2 separate regions of the Homo sapiens genome follow, and region 2 is linked to region 1. Evidence: chromatin loops called from intact Hi-C (ENCODE). Cell type or tissue: GM12878. All regions are shown on one strand.

What was found. Peaks named below come from ENCODE experiments on the same cell type or tissue, not always from the same donor. Only the 100,000 strongest peaks of a DNase experiment are listed, where the experiment ranks them.
Region 2: a loop joins it to region 1, with 2.6 times the contacts of the local background. A loop is called at or near these places in 2 of 110 quality-filtered maps.

Annotation. Positions count from the first base shown.
Region 1 is chr7:7,917,774-7,922,773 of GRCh38, forward strand. LOC124901586 (a long non-coding RNA gene) reads right to left here. Exons shown (of 4, transcript XR_007060206.1): 2 at 2,364-2,522. Among named protein-coding and RNA genes, the nearest start is that of GLCCI1-DT, 48 kb to the right of the region's middle. RefSeq lists an enhancer at 2,804-2,853. In GM12878, no CTCF peak of the experiment used is centred here; DNase peaks (open chromatin) are centred at 1,588, 1,842 and 2,948; H3K4me3 peaks cover 432 bases; H3K27ac peaks cover 1,416 bases.
Region 2 is chr7:8,131,643-8,136,642 of GRCh38, forward strand. The region is part of intron 12 of ICA1 (islet cell autoantigen 1); the gene reads right to left. Among named protein-coding and RNA genes, the nearest start is that of ICA1, 130 kb to the right of the region's middle. RefSeq lists a silencer at 2,022-2,071 and an enhancer at 2,782-2,911. In GM12878, no CTCF peak of the experiment used is centred here; DNase peaks (open chromatin) are centred at 669 and 2,809; H3K4me3 peaks cover 776 bases; H3K27ac peaks cover 4,117 bases.

The DNA.
Region 1 (5,000 bases):
TAGCAAAAAAAATTGATGACTCAGGAGGGAGTAGTAATATTTGATCAAAATGCTGCTTAAGGAGACAAGAAGAACAGATCCAGAACATAGGTAGGATTCACCTTCTTTAATGTCCCTCTTTGTCTGAATCCAGATGGAAGGAGGTGTAAGAACAGGTGGTGGATAGGTGCTCACATCCTATAGCTATCATTAATAATGAAATGTTAAAATCACAACTCTCTCAAGTAACTGCCACCACCATTTGGCATTGTTCTTCTAAAGATCGGAGACTACAATAATGGCAGCAAAAGGTCCCAGCAGTTAACAACTCTGTTTCATAAATAATTTCAAACTACTCTGTGATGCAGAGTGCTGTGTAGATGCCTGTTGGGGTTTGGCCCCTGATTCCTTTATGAGCCAAGAAGAGTCAATGTACTCTCTCTATAATAGATGTTGGCAGTAAAATGCCCACCTGTGTCAAGCAAATTGATTTGTCAAAAGCACCATCTGATAAATTTGTCGATTTACAGAGAAGGCAGGAGCTTTATGGGAAGTGCATTAACTCTTTGGGGCCCTTGGGGCAACAGAACTAAATCATTGCTGCAGTACTAAATGATTTCTCTAATGGCCCCAAAAGTAAATGCGTCCCCCAAAATCTCAGATGTTCCCAGGTGGTCATTCACCCTCTGAGACTTAAAATGATTACAAATACTTTTCAAGAGCTATATCGGTGGCCCAGTTCTCACTTTGCAGATAGGGGAACTGAAGTTCATTCTAGGCCAGTTAGTAACAGTTTAGAGTAGATACTAGCCAGCTTAAGTGGCCAGCTAATAATTAGCATTGCTGCTCTGACACCAATAGATATTCCAGTGATCATCTCAGTAAATATTTGTCATTTGAAGTGTAACTGCTCACAGTAAAAATACTCCATATTCATTCCCACAGAGTAGACAATTAGCTCCAATAAGATTGACTTATTGAATGTCCTTTTGCAAAAATTTTATTTTAGTTGTGGCTTTTTTTGTTGTTGTTAGATGGTTGTCAATTGTAGAAATAGAAATGAAAACTCAATAAAGAAGATAGGAAAACTTTGTGATAGATGCTGGAAGTAGGTCTCAAATTTCATGAGCAAGTTTATTAAGCTCATACACTGAAGACATTGGGTCATCTTTGGAGGTGTTGCTTAACAAGCCATGAGTGTTTCAGAGCTGAAGGGGGCCTTGAAAGCCTTAACTCAAGAGTGCTTATTTTACAAATGAAAAAATTGTCTCTAAAGTGGCCCAGCCAGGCCTTTTGCCTTAAGCTTGCAAAGTGAGAAAACCTGTTTACATAAAGACAACACAGAATGGGGGTCAGGGACTCCCAAGACTTGAAGACTAGTGGCCACAGAAAGGGGGAGAAAGCATTGTACATGGTTATTATTATTATCCAGATTGATTGTAAAAAGGCCCACCAATTCTTGGGCCTCTTCCCTCAAAAGGAAAAGACAACACATACACACACATGCACACATACACACACACACACACACTCACCTACACACATAAAGCAAAATTAGTTACCAAATGATAAGCATGTAAAACTTGAGGCAAAGAAGTTCTATTCTGGGCTTATCCACCTCTAACCTCAAAGCTTACTTGCATGGCTAACAGCTTTTAGGAACTTCATGACCAGATACTCAATTGTAAATTTCTCTAGAAAGAAAAAAATAAAAGCTACAATAACAAAATGTACTCTGTAAGCACAGTTGAACCTTGAATATTTTTGATGTTGCTTCCCAGTGTATTATGAATGTGTTATTATAAGGTTTACATAGAAGAGCAATGATCTGTGTAATTTCTTGCCTAAAATGGTAGTCTTTTGGTCAGTTGACCAAGAATGAGAACAGCTTAGGGTTCTGGGATTGCATGGAATGAGACATTGGTTTTGTTTGTTTCGTTTTATCTTGTCATTGGCGATTAGATTTAGGACATAAGTGCCAAAATAGGCCATTTTAATCAACATTGGGACTTCCCTGTTAAAATCTTGGCTGAGTTCAGTGAGTTTCACAAACACATAAAAAGCAAGCTTAAATACTGGCAGAGGGTGGCCTGAAAAGGAAATTCAGCTTTCTTGCTGAATATTATTATTAATCAAAATAAGTATAAGGATCAAATAATTATAATTGCATTAAACTCTTTGGGGACTTGAGACTTCTGTCATTTCTATAAACTAAGAATAGCTATTATTGAATTCACTTATGAATCACAATTCCTTACACTTATTTGTCATCTTACACATCACAAAATGCTTTCACCTGTTATGATTTGGTTTGATGTTCACAGTGCAAATGTGCAGGACAGGTATTATTAGCCCCGTTTAATAGATGAGTGAGTTGAACTTACGAATGGTCAAGAGCTCTTTCCATAGGCAACATTGCCTCTAAGATCCTCTTAGCTGTCCCTTTGTGATGAATAATCACTTCTTTGCTCAAGGAAGAACTAGGCCTTCAAAGGTTGCTGTCATTTTATATAAATGTTGACTGAAGGTGTGCACAACCTGACCTGGAAATACAAGAAGTATGTCATTGACATATCTTTATGATATTCAAGCAGGTTACCTTTTTTCTACCAATAATAATTGAAATAAATTAAAGAGAGTACAGATTAAACATATGTTTTCAATTGATGGTGGGAATGTAAAGAGGCTCTTAATGAATTTGTTAACGGCTGTTTCCATTTTGCTCAATGCTCGGTTATCAATGCCAATGAGTTTTGGACTTTGATCATAATAACATTTACCTGTTTCTTTAAAAGCTGTTTTTTTTTTCATACTGAAGGTTACCCTAGTTGCATAGTGCACTTTTGCCAGCCTGATGACGCTTCTGAATGCCTCCAGACCAGTGCTCCCTAAGAATCTGTAAACTATTCTTTTCATGCCAGCTGTTGTGCTCCTTTTATTCCCCCAATTTGCATATGGTGCTTTACTGAACAAGAGAGTTTTTCTTTCGGTTTCACCCAATGCAGGTGTGCAGTCATTCTGTGAGAGCTTTTGTAATTGGCTATGTAAATTATCTCTCAGGTCCAAGGGCCAAAAATATAGTTTTTCATAAAGACAATAAAAAACCACAATATTTATATTTTATTTTTTTTCAGTCTTCTGAGAAAATCTTTCTGCCAGTAGCAACATCACAAACGGCATCAGTCATTGTGGGAAGAGTTGGCAATTATTTTTCTAGCTGGTGTAGGTTCGTAGAAAACAAAAATTTTCAAAAACCATAAATACGTAATAAAATGTATTGGCTTACTTTGCTTTCTGGAAAAGCCCACCAAAATTTCTTTTTTGTATTTACTTTTAAAATCTTCCCAGATACTTAAGAATTCCTGGACTCTATATCCTCTCAGCCACTGTTTTTTATTTTCTCCTGCAGTCATTTTCTATAATATGCACTTATCTCAGACTCAGAACACCAAACTGAAATAGGTGGAAAATTTTTCTTTTTTCCTCAGTTATATTTATGTGTACGGATGCTAATTGGGGTAAAATGAAGGTACTGTGAATCTTCAGACATTATAGAAGATCTGGGCTTGTCAAAATTTAAGTGCCCTTAACCTTTATTAAGTATTGTAACCAGAAGTCCTACAGATATATAAAAGGTCAAATATTTATCATGTGTACAAATCTGACCCCAATAATAATAGATTATTTATCCTACAGCTCTTTTAAAATGTCAAAAATCATATCACATCTCATATAAAGAAAATATGTGATTTTCATGAAAACTAATTTCATTAATTATTCAGATGTCACTAGCCACCAAATTTTAGATGATTTTGGACTTAATTCCTTCTCAATAAACATAAAATAAATTAAACTTTTATTGATATGAACTATTGCTTTACTCCAAATTTTCACAGTCCTTAAATAAAAATATAAAGCAGGAACTCAGACATTTTCGCCAAATGGCTCCTTTCACCCTTAAGCTTTGTTCAAAGTTTTGGCCAATTCTATGAAAGCCCCAAAAAATAAAAAATAAAAACTTTCTCTGCTCTGTCCTTAAAAACTTAGTTTCCAAGTTAAAGTTTATAATCACGTTAAAGTCACTTGACTTTTAATGTTTACATTTTATAGAAAGAAAAAGGAGTATTTGAGTTGGCTTCTAGTAGGTTCCAAATGAGGCAGAGTAGAGCCTTAAATTTCTTGTAATGATCAGAAGGCAATGCATCCTTTTTATTATGTGGTAATCTGTTGGCTGAGTTCAGATTGCCAACCTCTCTGTACCCTGCTTTGGTTGACTAGTTGGCTCACTCCTCTGGATGTTACATAATAGCCTGTGCTGGTAGAGAAGGGGACTCAGACACCAACTTTAGGCTCAGACTGACTTGAGAGAGCCATAGTCTCAATTGGCTTTGCAGAAAAAAAGTCATGTTGTACCATAGACATGAGCAGTTTTTCTAAATTCTGTCATTTTAAATATGTCTTCTGGTCACTTCTCTTAGTTCTCTATTGATCAGGCCACTGGAGAAACATAAGGATTTTTACAAAGTGTTTGTCTTTCCAGGAGACCGCATTCCGGATATGAAAGTATCTAATCCCCACACACTTTCCTAAAGATGGTGCTAAGTCATCTTCCCTCACTCATTCTTGCTGGAGCTCACTCCCATGTTCCTTTTGTAGGTGGCATCTATTTCTTATCCACTGTAAATTGTGCCAACCTGCTTTCTTCAGCAGATTGTTGGTGCTAAATAAATGGTGTGATTTGTAGTAATAATGGTGATGATAATGACTCTTAAAACACCTAACTAATCCCAGTGAACTCTCAGTGATGTTTAGGCTGTGGAACACATGGTTGACTAACAGTGATAATGACTGAAAACGAGGTGATAAATTGCTATGCAGATTGTTGATGGCCTATAATTGCCTTAAAAGGGGGATATTTTATAACAGACTAATCCCATTTAAATAAATGTGTGTGTAGCATTTTAGATATATAGGACTGTATCTGTATTTTTTAATAATAACCAGCTCCCTAAAATACAAGA
Region 2 (5,000 bases), 210 kb after region 1:
CCTCCCAATTATTGCACTGATAATTAAGATGCTTAAAATTATTACACATAACACGTAAGAAAAATCTAACTACAAGTAGAAAAGGACGGGTTCAGGTCTGTAACCAGACAAGTTGAGACTTGAGAAATAGCTCTATAGTCAGTTGGCTCTTGAGAATCATGCTATCATTTTCTTTGAAAAAAATTCAACTCAACTGAGAGATAATGGAGACACATGCAGAGATGTGATAAGCTCTTTGGGAGAAACTCTAGTAAGAAACTCCCAACTGGAGTCAGGGCTTCCACCCATGCAGATGTGGACTGCTTCTGGGTTATGGTGCCCCAATCCTGCTTTTGTGTTAAAGGATGAACAAGGGTTGAGGATCTCTCAGGTGCCAAACCCACAGATGCTACACCAAGTTCCCTTCACTCTCTTGCAGGCTCCCAAGTCTCTGTGTTTACTTGCTTACCAGATAACCTAACTACAGACACTGCTGCAAAAATAAGAGCCAACAGACATGACGTACTCACATCCTCACCTGTCTCCAACTCCGTGACCTTGCAGGCATTGCCTCTCCTTTCTAAGATAAGCCCTCTCTATGCCCTCCCCTCCTTCCTGAAGCCTGCTCTGTTCCCACCATTATTCAGATCCAGCACCTTTAGTCTTTCATTTTCCAATGCTTCCTTCCCCTAGCCGCAGGAGATGTGTGCCTATCTCAACAATAATCAGCCTTCACTTGATGTTGCTCTCCACCCTCCCCTCACACTTTCAAGTTACTGTTCTGGTTTCTTCTTCCTTCCACAACCACATACTCTACTTTGGCTCTACTCTTTTCTCAGCTGCCTGTAATTAAGTTCCTGCCCCCACCCTATACTGAAATAGCTCTCTTGAAGGTCAGCAGTGAGATCCTCATTGCCAGTTCTGAGGCTCTTTTCCCAGGCCTTTACCTGTACAGCATCATTTGTACCACTGCCCAGCCTGGAAATGCTGCTATCTCCTGGGAGTCCCCATGAGGCGGCTCTCTCGGATGACCTCCCATCTCCCTGACAGTACCTTCTCCACTGCCTCCTCCTATTCTGGCTGCCCTTAAGGTTTCATCCCAAACCATCATACCTTCCCTACATTCTCTATAGAAGATCTTTTCTATTCTTAGGGTTCCAATGTCACCTCAGAAGGTTCTCCAATCTCTACCTCCAATTCCAAGTTCTTTCTGGAACTCCATTTGCAAATTCCTGTCTGGGAGCCCTTCTGGGTTTGCCCATTGGTGAAGCTGCTGGTGCTCCATAGAGGAACCCTCTTACTGTGTATCTTTGCTTAGTCTGTGTTATGGTTTGCATATCTGTCCCTTCCAAAACTCATGCTGATATTTAAACCCTAGTGCGGCAGCTTGAGAGGTGCGGCCTTTAAGAGGTGATTGGGTCATGAGGGCTCTGCCCTCACAAATGGGTTAACCCATTCATGGATTAATGAATTAATGGATTATCATGGGAGTGGGATTGGTAGCTTCTATAAGAAGAGGAACAGAGACCTGAGGGAGCACATTCGGCCCCCTCACTATGTGATGCCCTAAGCCGCCTTAGGACTCAGCAAAAAAGGCCCTCACCAGATGTGTCCCCTCAGAATTGGACATTTTAGCCCCTATAACTCTAAGAAATAAATTCCATTTCTTTCTTTTCTTTTCTTGTTTTTTCTTTATAGAGTCTCACTCTGTCATCCAGGCTGGAGTGCAGTGGTGCAACCATAGCACTCCAGGCTTGAATGCCTTCTGAGTAGCTGGGACTACAGGCACATGCCACCATGCCTGGCTAACTTTTAAAACTTTTGTAGAGATAGGGTTTTACTTTGTTGCCCTCTTGGTCTCAAGTGATCCTCCTGCCTTGATCTCCCAAAGTGCTAGGATTACAGGCATGAGCCCTTTTCCTTATAAATTATCCAGGTGCCAGTATTCTGTTTTATAAGCAACAGAAAGCAAAGTTAGACAGGCTGGCTGTGAGATTACTCATTTACTCAAAGGCCTTCAGTGGCTCCCTGACTACTGGCTAAAGTAACACTCTGTCTAGTGGTATTCAGGATGTCTGCAGTCAAGCACGAATGCAGCCCTTTCAGCTACCCATCAATATAGCCATCTGGAAAGCCTTCATTCAATTTGGCAAAACTTCTCTACTTGCCATTGCTCAAACATATTCTGGGAACCTGATGATTTGTCCCAGTGAGAAAAATCATACTTTTTTTTTTTTTTTTTTTTGCAACCAATAGGAATCTTAGAGATCATCTCCTCTAACTCACTTTACAGATAAGGAAAAAGACCCAGGTTAAATAACCTACCCAATGACACAAAATTTATTAGTTACAGACAATCTTGCTAGGGACCCCAACTCACAGTCAAGGTGTTTTCTCACTGTAGCACTCTGCTTTTACTTCAGAACCTATTAAGGATCTCATGTATAAATTAATATTTAAGCTTTTGTAAAGTGTTGAGGGTTTCTAAGGTCAGATGGCTCCACTGGCAGCCAGGCACCATGCAGGCACCGTGGCAGAAAGGCTGAGATGACAGATCCATTCAGCATGTTTGCCCTGTACTGCCCAAGTTTTCAAAAATAAAAACCCTATGCCCCTGGGAGAACATTCCCTAGGAGAACTGATCCTGAACCAATGAGCAATATCTGTGTGAAAACTCACATAGAGAGGAAGCTCTTTTAAGTTTAGACACGGTGTGGGAAATTGGTGACAGCTCACTCAGGTGGTATTTTTGAACTCATACTGAGTTTCATGACCTCAGCATAAATTAGAACACAGAAGATGGAAGGAAACATAACTACATAGACCGAAAACGAGAGCACAGAAAAGCTGGCAGATAAATGTCACTTAATTTACCTTCATCTGCGTGTGAAACAGGAAGACTCCATCTCTCTGGTTTTCTCCCTCGTCCCCACTCTGGACATTATGACTAATCGTAAAGGCCACACGCTTGCAGTACAGATGAAAAACCCCAAACACCAACACTATCCTCACATCGCCCAAAGAGAGTAGGGGGAAGATAGGGAGGAAAACACCTTACGAAAATGGCTAACAAGAAAAACATATTCTATATTATAACAAACTGTACTTGTTTGGAACTCAAGAACACTGCTTCTAAGAACTTCGCTCTGATGAAAAATGATATAGATTATAATAAGAACAGAGAGAGGAAAAACAACTCCTACTCCCTGAAAAACAAAACAAAACAAAAAACAAACAACAAACCAACAGCACTGGACCCTGAGTAGGCACTAAAAAAAAAAAATTCTTGTTCATGATCCCTAAGCTTGCTACTCCATTTCACCAGTAGATGTTAGAAGACAAGTAATCTTACTGAAAAACATAAAACCTAGGGCAGGGATAAATATTTATAGACTCTTTATAGAATTTTTTTTATTTTTTTTTGAGACAGAGTGTTACTCTGTTGCCTAGACTGGAGTGCAGTGGTGCAATCTCGGTTCACTGCAACCTCCGCCTCCCGGGTTCAAGCGATTCTTCTGCCTCAGCCTCCAGAGTAGCTGGGATTACAGATGCCCATCACCAGGCCTGGCTAATTTTTGGATTTTTAGTAGAGACAGGGTTTCATTATGTTGGCAAGGCTGGTCTCGAACTCTTGACCTCAAGTGATCCGCCCATCTTGTCCTCCCAAAGTGCTGGGATTACAAGTGTGAGCCACCGCGCCCGGCCAGAATCTTTATAGAAATCTTTATAAGGGTAAATCTATAGAGAGCACTACAGGCTACAGGATGATCAGCTAAGAACAGTATTTGGTTAAAAAAAAAAATGTACCAAAGCCAGCAGTACATCCCAGGATGCTGAGGAAGACAGAGAGGAGGGAAAGTTCATGAGAAAAGAGAAGGCGCTTTTTAGAACTTGCCACTTCGTATGCGAGGAAGCAGTCAGATCCCTAGTCAGTAATATATGGACAACTGCAGGAGACAATTCTGAGTGACTCAGGAGGAACTCAGAGGTAAACATGTATGACTGCTGTGGGCTAAAAGTTTTCACCCACACCTATGGTACCTACTGAATGAGCTATTATTCTGACATGTGACCACAATTTAGAATCACAAGTCTAGAAGTAGTAACCAAGGAGGTAGCAGGAGATAAACATTTTATTTAGAATATAGACAATTAAAATTGTTTTAATTGGCTTAGTCTTGTCCTGGAGAGGGATCTTTTGGGTAAGGCCAACTTATGAGACTTAGGTGAGTTGAATTCATTGAACTGTCTTCTGCTTTGTAACACCACTTTTTTGTTCAGGTATCTGCTATTCATTTTTCTTGGCCCAATTTTGGGAAACACAAAGATTTCTCCATGTTATAATTAACGAATTGAGGTCAGATTGCCACATGTGGTCATAAGGCAGTTTGAGAGCCACTTTCACGTGTCTCAAAATGTCACTAACTTTTTTACTTAAAATAGTTTTATAAACTGTGGTCAAATATTGGTTTTCCATTATATTAGCTATTTAGTAGGAGAAAGCCAATGTCATTACGACACTGAATGGGGGTGATTTTCTGGGCAATGGCTCTTTGAGAATCGTTGCTGTTGTCACGAGCGGTCTGCTTTTTGATAACATTGTACCACGGCTTAGCCATTACTTGTCTAACAGAATTACCACAGGGAGTGAACCGGCCCCCAAGCAGCAGGGTGCTAGAGCTTATCGTCCCCAAGTCCTATAAAGTCAGCCATCCCTGGATTAAGCTCTTTTTATTTCTTGACTGTTTAATGTCGTGCATATTGTAATCAGCATTTTAATTCAGGATTTGGGCCTTCCAGCAGTTTTCCAAAGGGCACACATTTTGAAGTCAACAAATTAATGAGTGTTCTTTTCTTCAGTCACCACAAGTTCTCTGTGCACTGAGAGAATATTTTTATTCTACCGACCACGTTAATATTTAAGCCGACGCTACCCTGTGGGTTGACAACATAGAAGCAGAGGCAGACAGTGGGGCAGCCCTGCTCATGCCTGAAGAAGGGCTGTGTGGGTTGGCAGTGAG